Linked DNA regions of Homo sapiens: regions 1 and 2 are each linked to region 3. A link is a loop called in an ENCODE intact Hi-C map of the cell type or tissue named here. Cell type or tissue: endothelial cell of umbilical vein. All regions are shown on one strand.

The links. Peaks named below come from ENCODE experiments on the same cell type or tissue, not always from the same donor. Only the 100,000 strongest peaks of a DNase experiment are listed, where the experiment ranks them.
Region 1: a loop joins it to region 3, with 4 times the contacts of the local background. A loop is called at or near these places in 1 of 110 quality-filtered maps.
Region 2: a loop joins it to region 3, with 2.2 times the contacts of the local background. A loop is called at or near these places in 1 of 110 quality-filtered maps.

The regions. Positions count from the first base shown.
Region 1 is chr4:148,849,129-148,857,128 of GRCh38, reverse strand. The region is part of intron 2 of LOC107986195 (a long non-coding RNA gene); the gene reads right to left. Among named protein-coding and RNA genes, the nearest start is that of LINC02430, 300 kb to the left of the region's middle. In endothelial cell of umbilical vein, a CTCF peak has its summit at 4,596; a DNase peak (open chromatin) is centred at 4,828; H3K27ac peaks cover 304 bases.
Region 2 is chr4:148,351,038-148,359,037 of GRCh38, reverse strand. All of the region lies in intron 2 of NR3C2 (nuclear receptor subfamily 3 group C member 2), which reads left to right. Among named protein-coding and RNA genes, the nearest start is that of NR3C2, 87 kb to the left of the region's middle. In endothelial cell of umbilical vein, no CTCF peak of the experiment used is centred here; DNase peaks (open chromatin) are centred at 3,247, 4,637 and 5,227; H3K4me3 peaks cover 374 bases; H3K27ac peaks cover 3,179 bases.
Region 3 is chr4:147,980,672-147,988,671 of GRCh38, reverse strand. The region is part of intron 18 of ARHGAP10 (Rho GTPase activating protein 10); the gene reads right to left. Among named protein-coding and RNA genes, the nearest start is that of MIR4799, 200 kb to the right of the region's middle. RefSeq lists an enhancer at 7,296-7,345. In endothelial cell of umbilical vein, a CTCF peak has its summit at 4,518 (motif pointing left); a DNase peak (open chromatin) is centred at 4,491.

The DNA.
Region 1 (8,000 bases), 870 kb before region 3:
TCCTTGTGTGCCTTCAAACCAATCCAATGCTAGAGCCCTTTCTATGAAGGATACTAAGGTCAGAGAGAATCACATAGTGAGGGAAGCTGTAAAGCCCCATGCTACTTACAAAAGAAATGTGTTAAAATGAAGTCAAAGCCAGATTTAATGTCCAAACACTTTGCCAAAATGTTTTGTAATTTCTCATAAAGGTAGACACCCACCCACCCATGCCACACTAATCCCATTCTTGAGCATCTATCCAAGAGATAGAAAACATACGTCCACACAAAGACTTGGACAAGAATGTTTATAGCAGCTTTATTCATATTAGCAAAAAAACTGGAAACATACCAAATGTCCATCAACAGAATAAACAAATTGTGGAATGCATACATATAATGAGATAATTTCTAACCAAAATTTAAAAAAAACTCTTAATTTGATACACATAGCACATATGAATCTCACAGACAGTATGCTGAGCAAAAGAAGCTCAACTCTGAATACATACTGTATTATCTATGGTATGAAGCCCCAGAACAGGCAAAACTACAGTGAAAAAAAGTAGAACTGTGGTTACTCGAGGAAAGGAAGGGAAAATGGATTAAAAAGGGAAATTATTCTGAGATGATGGAAATAGTCAATATCTTTAGAGAGGTGTGGATTATATGAGGTATGCATTTATCAAAACTCATTGAATTGTATACAGGTTTTTATTTCATTATGTGTAAATTTTACCTTTAAAAAGCAGTAAACAATTATTGAAGTCTAATTCATAGACTTTTTTTTTTCCTAGTGGTATGGGTTAGTGATTTGGTTTGGCTGTGTCCCCACCCAAATCTAATCTTGAATTCCCATGTGTTGTGGGAGGGACCCCAGTGGGAGGTAAGTGAATCATGGGGGCAAGTCTTTCCCATGCTGTCCTCATGATAGTGAATAAATCTCACAAGATCCGATGGTTTTAAAAAGAGGAGTTCCCCTGCACAAACCCTCTCTCTTTTTGCCTGCTGCCATCCATGTAAGATGTGACTTGCTCCTCCTTGCCTTCCACCATGATTGTGAGGTTTCCCCAGTTATGTGAAACTGTAAGTCCAATTAAACCTCTTTCTTTTGTAAATTGTCCAGTCTCAGGTATGTCTTTATCAGCAGCTTGAAAACAGACTAATACAGTTAGCAATTCTGAAATGAATTTCTCTGTATCCTAATCTTAATCAAATGAGTAAATATATTAAGCATAATGAGATCCAAGTTTCTCACTGTTGTAGAAGAAAGTTACAAATATGGAAAAGGGAGGATTAGAATGTACAATGTGCTTTCAGATTAAAATTGGAGGTATCAGTATGAACTCATAGTTTTTAATAGATGGATGATAAATGGAGACTCTCTATATATATAGTTTCCCAGATCTGTCTACTTGAGAGGACCTAAAAGCAATAACAGCAGTAGCAATGAGAACATATGGCCTCTCCCAGGTAGTTCAGAGGTCCTTGTATGACTTCAGGCCAGTGCAGTGCTTCAACCAAAGCAAGTCAAATATGTGTACTTAGAAGTCAAATGCATGCCTGTAATTCCAGAACACTGGGAGGCTGAGGCAGGTGAATCACTTGTGCTCAGGAGTTCAAGACCAGCTGGGCAACATGGCAAAACCCTGTCTCTATAAAAAATATAAAAATTAACCAGGCACGGTGGTGCATGCCTGTAGTCCAAGCTACTTGGGGGCTGAGGCAGGAGGATTGCTTGAGCCCAGGAGGTCAAGGCTGACCTCCTATCCCATGATGGCAAGAAACTTAGCTTTTGAGGTTTTTCTGGGGTCACTTTGGCCAAAAAGGGTTCCTTCAGTTGGTTAAGGGGCTTAGGATTTTATTTTTATTTCTCAGTATGAAGGGTTAATTGTATTTTGGGCAGAATATATCCAAAGGACACCAGATCCTAATCCTAATTTCTGCTTCCATTTATACCCTACTATCAAAAACAAGCCAACTAACCTACAAAGTCATACTTTTTAAAACAAACCTATTAGATAGCTGAGGATTAATGAAACCAAAATGAACTAAAATCTAGGAAGTGACAAGCCCTTCCTGGGAACTGCCATACAGCTCCTATCATCTTTTGTAGGGTAGTGCAAGTAGGAAGTTACCATTAATAGATTTAAGGAGAAACTATCTAAACTTTGTAAGAATTTTATGACTAAATGACAGCTGGTGTGATGTTTAGGATCCTAAGCTCGATGCACAGTGAGAATCTGCACCTACTCATCACACCTTTCCCATGGGCCTTCACTAAGTGCTAATGCAAAAGATGATGAGCAGAGCAAGAGAGGTGAGATAGAATGATGAAAAGAGGGCAGAAGAACTAAAGGAAACTCTATGAAGTGCCACAGGCCTTCATTAAGTACTTGTCAGAGGGTTCTCACAGCTGGAGGAAGGGCAAGAGACCTAAAAGATCTCTTTGGGGAGCAAGTTCCCAAAATCTCAAGGTCTTTTTAGCTCTTCTGCATTGCCACCACTCAGAAACATACCATCCTAAGCCCCTTATGGACACTCTTAGCATTCACTAAAATTCACTGCCCAATACTCCATGGATAAGGAGAACATAGCAGAGCAGAAAGAGGTCCCTTGAACCACAGAAAGCCAGGAGGCAGAACTGTATAACAAAGCAAACTCTTTAACAACATAAAAATCTAGAAGCCAGTTTAGAAAGCAGAATGAGATTCTCCTTGGTTCAGGAAGCCAAAGATTGTTTGTACAAAAAGGTCTTGCCCTGTTGGAGGTAAAGTACTGACTCATTCTTGAATCATTAACCTATTGGTGAACTAAACCTAATTAAAATGACAGTAAACTTCACACATAGCTCAACTATAGTTTATACAGATGGCTGACAGAAAAAAAGGTATCCTGGGCAAAAATATTACTTACTTCAGTCTCTACTGTATTTTGACAAACAATGTCCTGTACACATTCAAAAATTACAAAACACATGAAGAAAAATAGCATATTTTGAAAGAAAATAAAAACAGACTGAGAGATGGCCCAAAAGTTAATATTATATAAATTTGATAAATATGTTAAAAGATCTAGTGGAAAAGGTACATAATATACAACGGGTAATTTGGCCACAGAAATAGAAACTATTTAAAAGAGCCAAATGAAATTGCTAGAAATAAAATATATGATGTCTAAGATGAAGAATTCATTCAATCAGCTTTTCAAGAGACTGGAAACGACAGTGAAAAGAATCAATAAACTTGACAACAGGTCAACGGATCATCCACATTTTAGCACAATAAAGTGAAAAGTAGAATAGCAATATCAAACAGTCTAAAGTATATGTAATTAGAATCTTATATTATGAATTGAAATTGTATTAATTGTAAAGGGAAAGATATACATAACTTAACCAAGTGATCAGAGTTAACAGTTCATCAGTATTGGAATGAACCAATAGCATGTGCCACCTGATATGACACACTAAGTATACTATATAACTTCAGTGGTGCAACTGTCCTAAAAATGCATAATCTGAATCTTACCATAAGGAAATATCGGACAAGACATAATTGAAGGACATTCTATACAACAGATGACTTGTACTCTTCAAACATTTTGTCAAGAAAGTCAAAGGAAGACAGGCATTATTCCATGTTTAAAGAGACCAAAGAGACAACTAACTGCAGTCTGTGAATCTGAATTGAATCCTGGACAAGAGAAACTATCAATTAAAACATTATTTGCATAATTAATTAAAATCAAATGTGGACTGTATATTATAGTATATATCAATGCTAAATGTTCTTGTTTTGATAATTGGACTATGGTTATGTAGGAGATGTCTGTGTTCTTAGGAGATATACAGTAAACTAACAATAAATGGTCACGATGCATCAAACTTACTCTCAAATGATTCTCTACAAATATATATAAGATATATGAATATGTATGCAGATATACATGCAGAGAGGGAGTAAGCAAATGGGGCAAGATGTAAATAATTGGTGAATCTGGAAAAAAGTATTATTGGAATTCCTTATGCAATTCATGCAGCTTTTTCATAAGTTTGAAATTATATCACCATACAAAGTTATCCCCAAAGAGCATCCTTGAAAATAAATGATGCTGCCAGAGAACACTATGCTGCTTGATAAATGCTTATAGGGCAGATAGGGAAATGCTGTGGTCAGGCAAGCAACCTAGGATTTCACTGGTGATCAAAGATATGTGTCAGTTCTGTACAGATTCTGAAATGACATTAGCTCAGAATCTAGGGACTTTAAAACAGGAAGAAACCGTGGCACTGCCCTAGCCCACGGTCCTCCTTTTACAGATAAGGAAATGAGATTCAGGTGTGAAGTCCAAGCTTCTTTGAGGAAGGTCCAAGTCTTTTGATTCTCAGTCTTCACCCCTTATGCCTTCGTTCTTCACTCATTCATCATGCTGCCTTCTCAAGAACATTATGGTGTCCCTAGCAGCCTTGCCACAGTCTCCTTCTCTTCCTCCTTCTCTTTAAGCCACCCTGAAACTCTGGCCCATAATATGGGTAACCAGCACAACTTGTGAAAGCTGAGGTGTGTATCTGCTTAATGTTATGGCATTTCTTACAGGGTGGGTATTGAGTTCCAAGGAACACGAGGGCTTTGCTGGCTCCTGGGGGCAGCATAACTCTTTACTACCATTTCCCCTCCCAGGCTACCACTTCCAAGTGGAGATTCATCTTAATTACTGTCCCTCCTATTTTTATTGACTGGTTGTTGAGAGGTATTGAACGCTCAATGTGTACTTATCACTCCCCTATCACACTGATAATATGACTTATTACTCACAATTTCGTTATTTCCTGATTAAGCACTCTTGAACTAAATAAGGGTGTGGTGTGTTTATGAGGAGGAGTAGAGGAATAGGAAAAGTTAGCACTTCCTTTCTCAAGAGTATGGGCACTCAGTAATATGTGGCATGTAACTTTCCTGTGGCATGAATTAATAAGGAGAAATATTGGATTCCAACTTCATGATGAGTTATTGCTAGCCTGATTACCCTCCATGCCACAGGGCAAGCCCTAAAGCCTCACGACCATATCACAATGAGATTCAACAAATTCCTCCTTCCCTGGAAACATATTTTATAGCAATCATCCCACTGGAGGCCTGATAATCTCTTCTTCCTATAGGAAGTTCAGTTTGGCCATAACTATAATCATTATTGTGACCATTAATCCTAGTAGCAGCAGTGTTTTGTTAGTGAATTGTTTATAATAGATGTTAATATTTATTTTCTAAAGAATGATGCATCAATAGCAATATCTTTTTGGTTCCCCAGAAACAAGGGGCCTGGGAGTAAAGGAGACTTTCTCTGTTAAAAATCATTTTACACCACGAGCCCTACTCCACTCCACCATCCCTATACCATAAGTAATTGTTTATTATTATTATTTTTTTGCTTCTTTTCAATATTATCTCCACCTTCCTCTACCATTTAGATTCTACTGAAAGCTCTCTAGTGTAGGCCCCACTGTCACTTGAACTTGGAATGAAAAGAATTGCGTGGATGGAATTAAATGACCTGCTATTCAGGCTGGCCACAGTAACTCATGCCAATGATCCCAGCACTTTGGGAGGCTGAAGTGGGAGGATCATTTGAAGCCAGGAGTTCGAGATCAGCTTGGGAAACAAAATGAGACCTTGTCTCTACAAACAAAAATTATAATAATAAAAAATAGCTGGGCATGGTGGTGCATGCCTGTATTCCCAGCTACTCAGGAGATTGAGGTGCAAGGATCACTTGAGCCCAGGAGTTCAAGGCTGCAGTGAGCTGAGATCACACCACTGCGTCCCAGCCTGGGCAACAGATTAAGATCTCATCTCTAAAATAAATTAATTAATTAAATAAATGACCTGATATTCAAAGAAAATGTATGAAGGAAGCAGTGAACAAAAAATAAATGGGTATATAGAGATACGAAATCAGAGATTTCCAGCCACCATCGGCATGAGCTGGAGCTGGCCACTGGGGTGTGACAATCTTCATAACTCAAGGCATTCCTGGGCTCTTCTACCTCTTTATATCCTGTAATTTTTTCAGTTATTTCACTACTATATTTCACATAGCAATGCTCAATAATATTTGTTAAGTCAATGACCTCTAGCACTTATGTATAGAAGTGATATCACTGAGCTTTTACTGGAACTATTAGGGGAAACCACTTTGTGTTTTTAAAATTCTATTCAGTACACTCCCCTCCCCCATTGCCAATCTCCCTCCTTTTCCAACACACACACATACACACACACACACACACACACACACGGTGATATAGAAAGATCAAGGACTTTGGTATTCACAAACTTGATTTCAAATCCAGTTCTGCCCTTATTACATTTGTGACCTTGGGGAAGTTACTTAATCTCTGTAAGGTCCAGTTCCTTGTCTATAAACAAGATTAGGTGAGATAATGTGAAATTCACTTGCAAATGGTTTAGTGACAAACATAAGTATTATTCCACCTCTCCTTCTAGTATTTTCTTTTTTAATAAGTCACAATATAATACTTTGTATATATTCAATTACTCCCTCAAAGTGTTAGTTTGTTTTTATGTGTCCCACAAAGTAAGTTACAACACTTTCCAGTAGCTAGCCACACCTTAAGCACATGACCACATGGATATAGTTTCCATGAAGTAAGATTGTGCCACTCTCCTCAAATAACCTTTCCTTAATATTTAACCAGGGCTGTCTACACTGAGAGAAGCTCTGCACACACAGGAAAAGTATACTCTGCCCAGAGATTTTCAGTCACACACTCATCTTCCTTAGATTACTTGGTATATATCCCAGCAACACAGGAACAAATTAACTCCTGTGGCGAAATAGCTTGCATTTAGTATGCTGGAGCCAGCATCCACCCTTACCTAAGAGCTGTCCTCACAAAGCCACTTTGGAAGTCAATTCCTATTCCAGAGAATTGTAAAGAGACGGTGAGAAAAGGCAAGTTGCCAGAATCATCCTGTCCCACCATGCCTCCGTCCCTCAGAATAGTGAAGGACAAAGTGCTTGGAGCCAGACTGACTGAGTTTGATGCTAATTCTGCTGTTTCCTTTCTATGTAACTTTAGGGGAGGTTATTTAGTCTCTCAGTGCCTTAGTTTTCTGATCTTCAAAACAGTGCTAACTACAGAACCCATCTTAAGATTTATAGAGAGGATTAAATGGCCTGACATATTTAAAGCCCAGAGTCCACACCTGGCACACTGGTAACTGGTGAATATTCACTATTATTGTCACCATGAAGTATAGCAGATTTGGTGGAAGTCCTAGGAAAGACCAGATTCTACCTGAAGCCACTTAAAGTCCTAGCTCACCAGTGAGTCACAGGACAGGCTAGTCATTTCTTACTCAAGAAAAGTAGGTGCTAAGAAAACTGTTAGTACCTGTGTCCTCACCAGAAAGCATTGCTGTGCCTGCCTAATCTCCTCATTTGTACCCAATATGTACCTGGAGCTCAGGGACCAGCTGCTGTGTCATGAGTATTAGCTATCACGGGTATTAGCGGAAACAAATACCCATGCAAGTCCACTCCCAGAAAGAACAGAGAAATACAAGTACCATAGGTGAAAACAGGGGACCCTGGGGCTGGTCCCCTTTTTTTCTTCCTTGTAAGTTGTGTATTTATATTTGGAATAGAGATTTGCAGTGGGAAGGCCGTGTGAAGCAGTGGAAGTCAGTGTTCAGTGGCTGATGAGTGGCTCTTGACCACCATAATTTTCTTCCTGACACATTTGACAGAGCATTACTGTCTCCTTTCTTAGCATCATGACACTATCTGGGCAGACACTTGCACAAGCCTGTGAAGACTGGATTGCAACTGCCCCTTCACACCTGTAAGAGTTGCTTCTCCATGACCATTCACAGAGCAACCAGAGGCAACGCCTTGGAAGTACTTCTTTAGAAAGGCATTTGAAGGATAGGTCAAGTTTCTTTTTAAAGTTGGTTTTGGATTTTCAATGCCCCTCCATCACCAAAAGAAAAATGT
Region 2 (8,000 bases), 370 kb before region 3:
TCCTGGTAAATGATCTGAATGAACGATGCTTGAAAAATGATTCTTGCACTCTGTGTGTGTGTGTGTGTGCGTGTGTGTAAATTGTGGTTTAGCTTATTTTATGTGATCCACTTAGTGTTTTTGTAGATGTTTTCTTTTTCTAAGATCAAACTTGGCTAATGGAAATACTCTTCTTGGTATGTTATTACTGTGTTTTAAGGAAATTACAAATTACAAATTAACTTATTAGCCAGGTACTCTAATGGATTAATTATAAGCATAGCTATAAGTGTGTTGAAAATGCAAGCCTTTTTTTCTTGAGATTCTAAGACTACTACTTTTAAAACCTCAGTGATTAAACAGTTTCATATAATTTAAATTTAGCAAAAAAGAACGGAGATATGGCATTTTATTTTTTTTTTTATTTTTTATTTGTTATTATACTTTAAGTTCTAGGGTACATGTGCACATTGTGCAGGTTAGTTACATATGTATACATGTGCCATGCTGGTGCGCTGCATCCACTAACTCGTCATCTAGCATTAGGTATATCTCCCAATGCTACCCCTCCCCCCTCCCCCCACCCCACCACAGCCCCCAGAGTGTGATATTCCCCTTCCTGTGTCCATGTGATCTCATTGTTCAATTCCCACCTATGAGTGAGAATATGCGGTGTTTGGTTTTTTGTTCTTGCGATATTTGACTGACAATGATGATTTCCAATTTCATCCATGTCCCTACAAAGGACATGAACTCATCATTTTTTATGGCTGCATAGTATTCCATGGTATATATGTGCCACATTTTCTTAATCCAGTCGATCATTGTTGGACATTTGGGTTGGTTCCAAGTCTTCGCTATTGTGAATAATGCCGCAATAAACATACGTGTGCATGTGTCTTTTTAGCAGCATAATTTATAGTCCTTTGGGTATATACCCAGTAATGGGATGGCTGGGTCAAATGGTATTTCTAGTTCTAGATCCCTGAGGAATCGCCACACTGACTTCCACAATGGTGAGATATGGCATTTTAATAAGGGATTTACCTTGCGTTAGGAACACGTAGTTAAGTAAATATAGTCCTTTGAAAGAGGATATTTTCAGTGCATTTTCACAATTTAAAGATATTTGTATTTTTTCCTCTTACAACAGCATAAATCAAAAGGTAAGAACTTCCTATTCCTGATGTTTATTCATTTTTTTTAACCCTCCTCATCAAACCTTTGCCTTGCTTTTAACATGCCAGGAACTAAAGTGGCTGACATCTCTGTTGCACTTTCTTTTAAAATGTCAAAAGGAAAAGATATAATGGAGATTGATAAACAGAAAAATCAATATAATATGGTATTATTTAGCAGAAATAATTAATGTTAAATGAAGAGCCTTTGGTGGAGGCTTTGTTGTATGTAACATAAAAGCTTGTCATGTTGGTATTTTCCTAGATTCTTCTAGGAAGAAGTTTAAAAGTTTTCGATATCACAGAAATGTATTATATTTGGAGGAATATGTGTAGCATTATATTTGCATAACTGAAGTTATGACTTGGGGGAGACTTCCATGTTATATTTACCATATTAAAAGAGATGTATAGTCTAGTCATTTCATAGTGTACTGAATTTATATTGAGAGATATACCTTATGTAAAGGAATCTGATTCTCTGACTACAGAGGATGATAATGATGACGATAACATTAAAAAGCATAGGTACTCTTTTCAGTAGAATAAATGAGTTTGTCTTGGATTATACTAACACTTTTACTACAGAAATGAATGGATTCTAATTTTAAAGGTTTGTAAATGAAGACTTAACAATCATTTTTGTAAGCTCATTATAAAATAAAAGAACATGTATTTTTTGATTCAAAAGTATTTGCTAAGGATTTTCCTCCACATGTGCCAGATCAGCCTTGGAACACACACCCCACTATTCCTTCCATTATCTACCATGGGATTATAGGTTTTTAGAGTATTTATGAATATATAACATTTTGATTCAGAATGTTCAACCTATATGAAATTGTCACTGAAGGTTTATCAATCCCTCCCCCATAATAGCAGGTGTTCCTATGAGGACTCTGTAGTACTGTGTCTTCTAGATTGCAAACAAAAAGCATCCCGTAACACACACACACACACACACACACACACACACACACAGTCGTGCTTAGTGTGTGCTTTTGTTCATTGAAAATATAAGCATATGTGAGAAAGGCTCCTTTACCACAGACTGTTTGAATGACTATTTCATTTTAATCTCTGATTTCTTGCATCAGAGAGTTGTGGGAAAGTGAATTTTTATTTTAGTAACAAGACTTATTTTTATGTACACACACATACATAGGCTACTGAGATAGCATTTTTGTAAATTAGTCCGCCCTTGGGATATGTACCATATACATTAGGCTACTTTAAGAAGCTGTCTTTTTGATTGTGAAAAATAATTTCATAGGTTTATATGGTTCCTAAGTGTTCCTTTAGCAAATTCCAACTTACAGTAGTTTTATATTAAGCTCCCGATACGTTTACATGTAGAAAATTGTGGCTTAATACAGTATAGCATAGATGTGACACCTTTATGAATGGCACTACAGAAAAACGTCACTTTTTTCTCCCCCAGATGTCTATTTCACAGATGTCTGTCTTCTTCAAATGAGAAGTTGCTGATTGTACATTCATATAGTTTTCTTCCAATTTATATAATGTGCATGTAGAGGCACACGCAGAATGTGATGGAACTAGCAACATCATTTGTACATTGACAACAGATTTTAGTTTTCATCAGTATTTTAAGTTCATCAAATTACTTTTTAGTACCTTGAATAACATTTTCTCAAATATGCAGTGATCATACTTTATTACAGCAATGTGGCTTTCTTTGATTAATATAACATATAAAATGTTTTTTAAATTTGTCTCTTTTCATTCCCTTGCATAATGAGAGTTTTATTCTGTAGATCTGAAGTTTACATGTGAAAATTATGTGATTTTTCACATTCAAGATCTTGATTGATAGTGGCACTCAGTAAACACTTGCCACTTGTTAGATACTAGTCTGAGAACTTCATGCACATGACTGATTTAATACTCACTAAGCTAATGTGGTGGGTGCTAGCCCTGTTCTCATTTTAAAAACAAGGAAATGACAGGCCCAGAAAGGTTAAGTAATTTGGCCAGGGTCAGGTAGCAGGTCCAGGATGTGTTCTACAAAACCGAAACTTTGCTTTTCCTCTTTAGATTTCTGACAAGAAACCTATTTATGCGAAGTGTTATTGTTAACATTGTTTTTGAGCTTTGTTAGTAGATAACTTGCCAGTATCCTCCCAGTGATCATAGTGGACCTCCTAGCTTTAGCTCAGTTTCGGTGACATTTGTTGTTTGCTAATGATAAACAACTGACGGGATGGCCCTGCCCTTCCTGTAGGGGATGAGAGCTGCTGCAGATGCCAGAGCATCCAGTGAGAGAGGGGTGCTGGCTTTGTTCCCAGGTGCCCCAGGAGTACAGAGGTGGCACTGCCTGGGAAATTCAGGAAGGCTTTCTTCTGGATGTTATACCAGGATTGAAGTTAAGCAGTCAGCTGTCTGAAAAGAATCAGTGTGGGAGTGGGGTAGAGGGTTCAGAGTGGGAGTAGGGTAGCGGCTTCTGGGCAAAAGAGAGACTGAGCAAAGATGGAGAGGCAGAAACATTATGATAAATGCAAGGCCGTTAAGTATATGTTGGTGCTTATGTGTCAGATTTTCTTTGAAGCATTCTATTCCATAAAATAAACTTAACGGTGTGTGCTGTAGTTTTCCTTGGGGCCTCTAATCTCTGGCACTACTCACTTTCCCCAGAAGATATATGGATCTCACCTTGAGAAGCCTGATGTATAAGTAGATATCATTCTGATGTGGGAGAGGTTGAAGAATCTTTACTATAGAACATTTACACTTAGTTTCTCAATAAGAAAGCTCATTTTAAACCTTGGAATGTTATATAAACAAGTGGTAATTTAATTTTGTTCAATTCCATTAAAACTGTTATTGTCCTCCCTTTATTGAAATAATTTAGTGATATTAGTTTTGTGAGCTATATTTATTTTTTTTAAATAGCATAAAATTGGCATAAAATCATGAAATCACTTATTACTTTCCATTGCTAATTTGGAGTATAATGTTTTTGTTCTAATTTCATGTTTCTCCTAGCTACAAGACATCCATTTAATTTTATACCTCCAAAATGAAAATATCCTTGATTAAGATAATTCTATATCCTTCATGATTGAATGTTGAGCAGTTTTATATTTTTAATAAAAATAATTTCATGAAATTTGTTTCTTTTGGAGATACTTTATATACGAATGTCATTGAAAAAATCTGTATTTTAAATATTAATCTTCCATTATTGTTTTGTATCAGGATCTTGTTATTTTAGAATATCTATCTAGTACAGGCCTGAACAAAAACATGCCTTGACAACTATTCGTTCTGCAGAACAGTGTAATTCATTTTGTTAATACAATTCTTTGGAAAATATATACACATATTTTCAATTATTTATCTTCATTGGGTGAGTGGCTACCTGCAGGATTGGATTGTGTAGGTTTAAATATAGTTGACTCTTGAATAATGCAAGGGTTAGGGACACTGACAACCCGGCACCATAGAAAATACGTATATAACTGTTGACGCCTCCAAAACTTAATGACTAATATCCTGCTGTTGACCAGAAGTCTCACTGATAACACAGTCAATTAGCTCATATTTTATATGTTTATATATAATATACTGTGTTCTTATAGTAAGGTAAGCTAGAGAAGACGAAATGTTATTAAGAAAATCATAAGGAAGAGGAAATATACTTAACTGTTCATTAAGTGGATCATCAAAAAAGGTCTTCATCCTTGTCATCTTCATGTCAAGCAGGCTGAGAAGGAAGAGAGTGAAGGGAATAGATGGTCTTGCTGTCTCAGGGGTGGCAGAGGTGAATTCCCATGTATAAGGACCCCTGCAGTTCCAACCCATTGTTAAAGGGTCAACTGTAATTTTGTACATGTCTAGCAGTATAATATCTTAGGACCTGTGATTTGTAGAATAATTTTTCAGGCTCTGTAATACCATTTTTAAGGGATGGTGAAAGAGGTATTCATCCCTAAATTAAAGAGCCTTTAAGTAGAATCCATTAGGTATGCAATGGACATCACTAGGAATGGTTTCTTATTTATGTGGGTTGGCCTAAGGTGAAACTCTGTCCTGCAAAACAATAAAATCTTGATAAAACATGTAAGTCAGTAAGAAGAATGATATTAGATCCTCTAATATGACTCACATACAGAGAGTCTATTGTTCTGAGCAGCAGTGATGGTCTTTTCATATAGGAATATAATTATAAAAACAATATGCATTTGTCTTAAAAATATGGTTTTCTACTCTGTAAAAGTAAAACTCATTCATCATAGAAAACTTACAATTCCAATTTTTGCTTTCACTCCTCTATACCTGTCTATACATATTTTTAAAAGGAAAAATTGTATGCTTTTGTGTAAGCCTTTAGTAACCACTTGCATTTGCGGTATCTCATGAACATTTTCCAGTGTTATATATTCTAGAAAATGTATATATGTGTGTATATATGGAAGATGTATATTGTTGACAAAATTATATTGACGTATTTAAACAATCTTCTATTATTAGGTGGTTTCTTATGATGGTTTTGATAAACTAAATTTACCATAGACTCTTGGATTTCCATAATTTAAAAATTAAAATGAATTTGTATAATGAAAATATATTGGTGCTTCAAGTGTATTATTTTATCAGGGTTTTTGAAATTAATTTAACTGTAGGGTTTTAATTATAAGCCTTCTTACATTTTTTAGAATAAAGCAGGCTATAAATAAATACTAAAATACTATATTATCTGGATTAATCATGTCTTGGGAGCATTTTGAGATTGAGTCTACTTATTTAGACAGAAAAATAAGATCCTTCTAATTTTGTAAAAACTGACGCATTGCCCTAAAGTAAGTACTTCACTTTTTTTGCTATCTGTAATCTATACAAACAGCTTTTGAAGTTTTTAAAATAAGATCTGCCTTGTCACTTCTGGTGTTCTCATTAATGTTTATTCATTCATTGTTTGACTTTATATTTTATGTTATTTTAGAAAATGTGTTATATAGCTTGTTAGCTACTTTACATCTTTAAATCACATTACATAAGAATCTTTATTTTTAGGGGTTTGCTTTGTGAGTTTAGTGGTTAGATTATTTGCATCTCTCTACTTAAAAACAAAAACAAAAAGAACCTGATGGTTGGCATTTCCAAAACATTTATTAAAATATGATTTTAAAACTATGAAAAATCTTTAGTTTGCTCTCTACTGGGTTTCATTGTAGAGGGAGTTCGTTGTTGTTTAAACTTGAAGATGATTGATTTTAGGAATAAGATAAATAGAGATCAGCGACCAAATGTACATGATGTCTCATCTTTTCCCAACACCCTGCTGTTGCCAGTAGGAGAAAATACACAGTGTCACATTGAGATGGGGTCTTTCAATTCCATCAGAGTGGCAGCCTGCGGTGAGTTTGCAACCCCTGGGTGAAGAGAATCTCAAAGATGCCAAGCATCATTTTGGCTAGATGAACAAGGAGATAGATAGATAGATAGATAGATAGATAGATAGATAGATAGATAGATAGATAGATGATAGGAGTTGTATGTAGAGTTAAGATTTATTATTTTAGTTAACACAGAAAAGAGAAGGCAAATACTGAGTGACCTCAAAAATAAAGCATAAGGTAATATCCCATAAGCTTTACTCTACAAATCACCCTTTCTCAAGATGACTTTCAAAAACAGAGAGAGGAATCCAGAAAAATGTTTACAGATGTTTCATTGCTGGAAAGTGGGTAGTACACTGTTCTCCCAGGACTTATGTCGCAAAATACATCCTCATTGTTTAAGGAAGTCTGCAAGGGAACAGATCTGATTTCTCTATCAGCCCTTCTCCCTACAGCAAGTTAGAAAATTAAAAACCTATATTTCCATTGGTTATTTAAGAATAATATTCCAGAATTCCCTCATTTTTCAACCACACATTAATCTACCTACTTTTTCAATATCCTGAGTTTAGGATACTGAGGAAACACATGGTGTTTCCACATAACCAGCCAAGGCTTAAGAACAGAATGGGGGGACTGCATTTTAAGAATGTCACTCTTGAGGCAGTAATACCACCTACAATATCTAGGGTCACCTTGTAGGTAGGCATTTATCACCCTTTTATGACTGATGAAACCTAGACTCTGAGTTTATCACTGTGAGTCAATTTATTTGCTCTTTTATTCACTCATTTACTCAAAAAGCATTTGCTGATTGATCACTTGCCAACTGTCCTGGGAAGATGCTGGAGATGCAAATTGAACAAGATGCTGCCCTCGCCCTGCTCTCAAGTGGCTCACATCTCTTCCAAGGCTGTTACTAAGCCATGAGGCCTGGGGTCTGTAGAGGGCTCTTTCCAGGATCCCACTGCTGACAAAGGTCAATGGTAGGGCATCTGCTGAAAGGTGAAGTAATAGATGGTCCTGATCAGAAAGAAGAAAGAGGCAAATGTTACATATTAGAAAAGACAAATTAGGCTGGATGCGGTGGCTCACACCTGTAATCCCAGCACTTTGGGAGGCCTAGGCAGGTGGATTGCCTGAGCTCAGAAGTTCAAGACCCAGCTGGGCAACATGGTGAAACCCTGTCTCTACTAAAATACAAAAAATTAGGGCATGGCAGCTTGCGCCTGTAATCCCAGCTACTTGGGAGGCTGAGGCAGGAGAATTGCTTGAACCTGGGAGATGGAGGTTGCAGTGAGCTGAGATTGCACCACTGCTCTCTAGCCTGGGTGAGAGAGCAAGACTCCATCTCAAAAAGAAAAGAAAAGAAAAGACAGATTAGCCTAGAATATGAAATCAATGTTAGAACAAAAGATTAGATTGCATATGCAACACTATTTAAGTGTTAAAAATTGAAACACAGACACTTGAGGCTGGT
Region 3 (8,000 bases):
GCAGCTCTTGGTTTCCCCAGGGTTCTAGGTTCCTAACCTGAGAAGTCCCCAAAATTCCTGAAAGTGTACACTTTTTGGTGTGTGTGTATATATAAACATTCAATTTTCTGGAAACAGAACCCAAAGCTCTCATCACATTTTTAAAGTGGGTCTTAATGTACTAAAGCTTCAGAGCTAGATAGAGGAAAAGGCTGTCAGATGGAGGAGGGAACTGTAAAATGCTACCTGACCAAAGGACCGGCAGGCCAGAGGACCAGCCAGGAGATGTGGAAGAATGCAAGGCACAGAATAGAGACTAAGATCTCAGAAAACATGATCTAGTAAATGAAATTAGTGGAAGTTCAGAGGAAAGCTACTTCTGGTTTAAACTGTGGGCTGAGAAAACTGAAAAATAAAGTTAAACAAGTTTTAGCCATAAAATTTTGGGAGTCAACCAATAGGCTCAGGTTTGAATGGCTTCAAAGAGCCAGTTTCTACCTAAAACTATGTTGACCAGACACACACGCTCCATCTGTTTTCCTAAGGACTGGGCCTAAGAAGCAGCCAGCCTCAGGGACAGGCAGGAGACACCTGCAGTAAGGGAAATAAAAACTACACTGAGTTAAACCAAACTCACTGAGTAAACTATGTATCTGTAACTTTATTGAACTGCAAGTGCCTCACACTCTGTATTTTCTCACACTGCTGGAGAGATGATTTGGTTGCAACCAAAACTTTGCCAAAGTGGCATAAGTAAAAGTGGATTTATTAAAAGGAATCAGCAGGAAGTAACAAGAGCTGGGACTCAAGACTGCCTTGGATTAGTAATGAGAGGCCATCAAGAGTCAAGGCAGCAAGTCTCCACTTCTCTCCCACTCCTCTTCTCCCTCCTGAGGAGCTGCCAGATTCTCTCCCCATCACTGCCTTTTCTCTGTTCTGCCTACACCTGACCCAGCACAGAGATGTCTTCAGCCCCAAAGCCCAGAGACAACCTCATAGTAACTGGCTCAGTCTCCCCAAATCCTAATTCTCAATTTCTAGCAGAGAGAATCTGTCTCAGCTCAGATCGCAGTCTGATAATTCATGTGCTTAGCTCTGTGTCAGCAGCAGACCCAGAGAAGACAGGCACCAAGCCTCACTAACACAGCAGGAGGGGTTCATGTCCACAGTGAGCAGTTCTCAGTGCTGCTGGGCTGTCGCCTGAAGGAAATACTTGTACCAAATGACTACAGGGCACTACAGACTGAGGAGGGACCCAGAAAAAGGTAAAAAGAGGAAGTGGCTATGCGTTCAGAGTCTAGAAAAATACCCTTCTCCCAATCCTGCCGATCTAGAAGGGGAAGGAAATCATTCCAGAAAAAATTTTTTAAAAACTTCTCTACAAGTATCCTAGTCTGATGTAAATGGCTATATGATTATAGAAGCTTCAACAGTATATGTATTAATGTATACTTTATCATTCTTAATTACAATGATTTTGCTGAAAGCATGTAGCTTATTCTCAATACATTTGTTTACAGTTTAGAAAAGTTAGTTTTTCATATATTATGTGATACTCCATGTTTATCTTTCCCCACTTAGTCTATCTGGTATAATTTTAGATTTCTGAAAATATATTTGAGACATCAAAATATTCTATTTTCAGTGATTCAGTTCAATCCGCAATAATCCCGTTATCTGCTGTTTCTGAGGATCAGTGTAGCCTATTAAACAGTCACAATGAAGACAAAAGGTTTTTACCTAAAGCCATTTCGAATGGAAGGAGCAGCAGCAGAGTCTAGGGCTTAAGAATCCACCTCCAAAGCCAGGCAGCCTGGGTCTGAATCCCCACTTACCAACTATGTGAATTTGGCAAAATTCTTCACCTAAACTTCAGTTTCCTCCGTTTGTAAAGCAGGGATGAAAGTAATGTCTACCTTTCAGAGTTGTTGAGCAGGATCTGAATCATGATGTACTTTACAGAATATGAGCACTTAGTAAATGTGAGACATACTCTTATTCTATATGAATTATATTGATGGTGATGAAGATGAGGAGGAAGATGGTAACCAGAGAGGCCTGACACTGTCTGAAGATCCTAGAGAGACTGTCTTGGCTGTGGGGTGTACGTCACCCTGGAGACAGCACACTAAAAGCAGTATGAGGAGAGGGTAGGTGACCAGGGGAGAGGAGTTTGCTTTCCTGTCATTACCCTCTAGCTGTAAAAATCAGTTAACCCCTTGATTTTCTCGAAAAGCAAACAAGTAATTGCAGTCATTTAATATTAAATGCATATATTTGTATATACTTCATCAGACAACAACAGTGGAAGAGCTAAGGGACAGGCTTTGGAAACAGAGTGGGCTCAAATCCCAGTTTGGCCATTTTTAGTTCTATAACCTCGAGCAAGTTGATGACCCTCCATGAGCTTCATGTGTCTCATTTGGAAATGGCAGTGAGAGGCATGGAGTAGCTCACTTCATCCCTGTAACCACTCCATCAGGGAGGTAGTTCCGTTTTTCTTATTTCATAGATGAGGAAACTGATAATGAGGTTAAACCGGTCACTTAAGTCCCTCAAAAGTCACATGACCTTTTTTCCCAAGATGGCAGATGAGAGGCTTTCCGCATACCTCAGCCACTTGCAAATAGCAAAATAGTGCATAAAGATAAACCCTGTGAGCTTTAATTCAAACAGGAAAACGGAAATCCACTTCAACAGCAAAGGACACCCCAGACTCCAGAGAGGAGAAGGTGGGCAAACAGCCTCCATGATGGCATCTGGCTGGTAAAAGTGAGTGAAGCCTCAATACATAAGAGGCAGAGGACCTCCCGCTGTCATTTCCCTTACTGCTAGGGATCCGCGCAACCCAGGCCGAGGGAGAGCACTTTGTTTCTCTTCAGCCTTGGAGCTAACTTGGGGAAAAGCTTACAGACGCTGAGACGGACACACTGAGAAAAGCTGCATGTATTTTCTCAGAACCAGGAATGACAAGGGGATGCCATTTTTAATCCAGGCTCAAACAAGGCAGTCATTCTTCAGCAATTTGGCAGTGTGGTCATGCAGACAATTTAGTCTTGGATCAAATATTGCAGCATTTGCTCTGCAGCAGGGGAAAGGCCTCCACAGCCAAAACTGAGCAACAAATATAGAAAGTAACCCAACAGTAGGTACTAGAATTGTGCTCTCCCCCATCACAGGTCCAAAAGTAAGAGGAGAGTCGCTGTAGCCATGGTTTATCTGGGCAATGAGGCGTGCAGACAGAGCCAGCTTGGTGGCCTGGAACTGGTTTGCATGTGTCCCTGCTGGGTGCCCAGCCTCCTCTCCTGAGGTTATGGTGCAGCAGGGCCTTCTACACTCCACCCCCAGGCAGATTTCCATGCATTCAGAGCACCTGCTCACCTGGATCAGTAGCCTGAGCCACCCATCTTTCCTGTGCAGAGACCGTGGTACAGTGAGGCCCTCTCTTCCCCACACCCAGGAGTATCTCCAGGCATTCAGAGCACCCACTTGCCTGGATCTGCAGCCAGAGCTACCCTTCCCTTCTTGTGCAGAGACTGTGGTGCAGCAGGGCCCTCTCTGCTCCATACCCAAGCAGATCTCCTGGCACCTGGAGGACCCACTCTCCTGGATGAGATTAGGCAGCTCCACTGCCTCATGCAGAGAACTTGAGACCAGGTGAGGTTCCCAGCTCCACACCTAGGCACATCTCTATGTGCCTAGTAGCCACCCATTGGACCACCCCTCAAAGCTGATGCTCGGACCTGCCATTGGGGGACCTGTAGGTGGGCCTGCCTGGTCTGGCCTGCCCATCTTGAAGCCCTCCTCCAGGTTGGAGCAGGGCGCTCAGACCACTGTGCACTCCACAGATTGGCCCTGAGGCAACAGAGAGTTTCCCCAGTAAACAAGGATCAAGTTTCTACTCAACTATATTGGCCACAGCTGGCTCTTAACCCAAAAGCCACTTCTTGGCCTGGACGTTGAATGGCACAACACAATAAGAAATCAGACATAAGCACACAGCACTCAGGAACGAGGTTAGTCTCCTGAGACCACTGCCCCCTGGTCCTACAGGAGGCAGTGAGCCTGCTCACAAGCCACCACAGAAATGCTATTTATAACCACAGAACTCAAACAGACACCTTGCCAGTGAAAACAGCCAGATCTGGAGACCCAACTCTTGGTGTGGTCCTCCCACAAGGGAGGTGGGAGCACAGCCTCCAAAGGCCACCGTGGGTCAAAGGAAACACGGGCATGGCATTAGCCGCTAAAGGTGGCACCACCACAGCCCTGGAACGAACATGGAGAGAGGGTCGTCTCATACTCCCTTCCCGCCTCCTCAATGTGCTGTGGCGGACTTGGCAGTGCGTCCTCCTGCTGGGGCCTGGAGAGTTTGGGCTGAAAGAAACTGCTTCCTGGGGCTTCTCCAGTGGCTCCAGCCGCTGAACGCGAATGTGTACTGGGGGAGGGCGCTTTTCATGCTTCTCTGTTGCCTCCCTCTGCCCATTCCCCAGGCAGCTATTACTCTTAAGCGCCATCTACTGGACTGCAGCTTAAACAACACCACCAAACAAAATTACACCCCTACAAGCAACAAAGGAGAAAGCCACTGTAGGAACCTCTCTGCAACCAAGGAACTCATAAACAGCCTTGGAACTCTGAAAATACCCAGAAACGTAGCCAAACAATCACACACAATATACACCACAGTAACAGCCCCAAGGACAAAAAGAATAAAAAAATCAAGAACTCTCATCCAAACAATAACAAAATCAAAAAAAAGAAAACATCAGTTCTTTCAAATGAGAAGAAACCAGCATAAGAACTCCAGCAGTAGAAAAAGCCAGACTGTTTTGTCACCTTCAAAGGATCCCACTAACTCCCCAGCAATGGATTCTAACCGGAATGAATGTCTGAAATGACATATAAAGAATCCAGGATATGGATAGCAAAGAAATGCAACAAGATCAAAGAGAAAATTGAAATCCAAGACAAGAAACAACACAAAAACGACTCAAGATTCAAAAGATGACATAGCTATGTTAAGAAGGAACAAAACAGAACTTCTAGAATTGAAAAATTCACTATAGGAATTTCAAAATACAGTTGGAAGTCTTAACGGCAGATGAGACCATGCAAAAGAAAGAATTTCAGAACTCAAAAATCAGTGCTTCAAATGAACCCAGACAAAAATTTGAAAAAAAAAAAAAGAATTTTAAAAAATGAACAGGCCGAGTGCAGTGGCTCACGCCTATAATCCCAGCACTTTGGGAGGAGGAGGCGGGCGGATCACGAGCTCAGGAGATGGAGACCATCCTGGCTAACACGGTGAAACCCTGTCTCTACTAAAAATACAAAAAATTAGCTGGGCGTGGTGGCGGGCGCCTGTAGTCCCAGCTACTCGGGAGGCTGAGGCAGGAGAATGGCGTGAACCCGGGAGGTGGAGGTTGCAGTGAGCCGAGATCGTGCCACTGTACTCCAGCCTGGGCGACAGAGTGAGACTCTGCTTCAAAAAAAAAAAAAAAACAAAGCAGCCAGGCACCATGGCTCATGCCTGTAGTCCCAGCACTTTGGGAGGCCAAGGCGGGTGGATCTTCTGAGCCCAAGAGTTCAAGACCAGGCTAGGCAACATGGTGAGACCCCCATCTCTACAAAAAATGCAAAAACTTAGCAGTGCATGGTCATGCACACCTGGAGTCCAGCTACTAGGAAGACTGAGGCGGAAGAATCACCTGAACCCAGAAAGTCGAGGCTGCAATGAGCTGTGATTATACCAGTGCACTCCAGCCTGGGCGAGAGTAAGACCCTGTCTCGAAAATTCAGGAAAAAAAAGAAAGTAAGTAAGTATTTGAGAAATACGAGATTATGTAAAACAACCAAATGTATACCTTATTGGCATTCCTGAGAGAAAAGAAGAGAAAATAAGCAGCTTGGAAAACATATTTGGGGATAAAATTCAGGAAAATTTCCCCAATCTTGCTTGAGAGGTTAAAATGCAGATATAAGAAATCCAGGCTAGGTGTGGTGGCTCACACCTGTAATCCCAACACTTTGGGACACCAAGGCAGGAGGACTGCTTGAGCCAAGGAGTTCGAGACCAGCCTGGGCAACATAGGGAGACCCCATCTCAACACAAAATACCAAAAAAAAAAAAAAAAAAAAAAAAAGATTTAGCTGGGTGTGATGGCACATGCCTGTAGTCCCAGCTACAGTCTTAGGAAGCTGACATGGGAGGGTTGTCTGAGCCTGGGAGGAGGTCAAGGCTGCAGTGAGCCGTGATTGCACCACTGCACTCCAGCCTGGGCAACAGAGTGAGACCCTGTCTCAAAAAGAAAAAAAAAAAAAAAAGAAAGAAAGAAAAGAAACCCAGGGAACTCCTGTGAGATACAAGACGACCGAGTCCAAGGCACATAGTCATCAGACTTTCCAAGATCAACGCAAAAGAAAAAATCTTAAAGGTAGCTACAGAAAAGGATCATGTTACCTATAAAAAGAAACCCATCAGAATGACAGCTGACTTCACAGAAGAAACTTTATAAACCAGAAGAGACAGGGGGCTGAGGCAAAAGGATCACTTGAGCCTGGGAAGTCAAAGCTGCAGTGACCCATACTCATACCACTGCACTTCCAGCACGGGTGATGGAGCAAAACCCTGTCTTTTGAAAAAAGACTAAAAATAAAAGACATAGGGTGGCAAATTGAATTTTAAAACCAAGATCCGTCCTTCTGCTGTTTGCAAGAGACCCATCTCACATATGATCACGCCCCTGGGCTCAAAGTAAAGGGATGGAGGAAAATCTACCACACAAATGGAATCGAAAAAGAGCAGAGGTCCCTACTCTTATACATATATCAGAAAATATAGACTTTAAACCAACAACAGTAAAAAAAAGGACAAGTAAGAGCATTACATAATGATAAAAGGTTAAATTCAACAAGAAGATTTAACTATTCTAAATGTATTTGCACCCAACACTGGCACACCCAGATTTATAAAACAATTACTTCTAGACCTAAGAGAATACTTTGACAGCCACATAATAATAGGAGGAGACTTCAACACTTCACTGATGGCATTAGACACATCACAGAGGCAGAAAATGAACAAAGAAATTCTGAACTTAAATTCAACACTTGACTAACCGGACCTAATAGGCATCTACAGAATACCCAACAACCACAGAATAGTCATTCTCCTCATCTGCACATGTAACATTCTCAAAGACTGAACACATGCTGAATCATAAAGCAAGTCTCAATATACTTTTTAAAAACTGAAATCATACCAAGCATCTTCTCAGACCACAATGGAATAAAAATAGAAATTAATACCAAGAGCAACTCTAAAAAACACACAAATACATGGAAACTAAACAACTTAACTCCTGAATGACTTTTGGGTAAACCACAAAATTAATGCAGAAATCAAAAACTTCTTTGAAACAAACAAAAGTAGACATAATATACCAAAATCTCTGAGACATGGCAAAAGCAATGTTAAGAGGAACGTTTACTGCACAAAACACCTACATCAAGTGGAAAGATCTCAAATTAACAACCTAACCTTGTACCTAAAGAAACCAGAAAAACAAGAACTAAACCCAAAGTTAGCAAAAGAAAAGAAATAACTAAAATCAGAGCAGAACTAAATGAAACCAAGACCCAAAAATACCATACTAAAGATCAATAAAATGAAAAGTTGGTTCTCTGAAAGGATAAACAAGATTGATAGGATTAACAAGATTGATAGGATTGCTAGCTGGATTAACAAAGGAAAAGGAGAGAAGATCCAAATAAGCACAATCAAAAATAACAAAGGTGACATAACAACCGATACCACAGAAATAGAAAAGATCTCCAGAGACTACTATGAACATCTCTATGCACACTGATTAGAAAATCTAGAGGAAGTAGACAAATTCCTGGAAACATACAACCACACAACTTCCCAAAATTGAATCAAGAAGAAAGAGAAATCCTGAACAGACCGATAATGGAGTAATGAAACTGAATCAGTAATTTAAAAAACCTACCAACCAAGA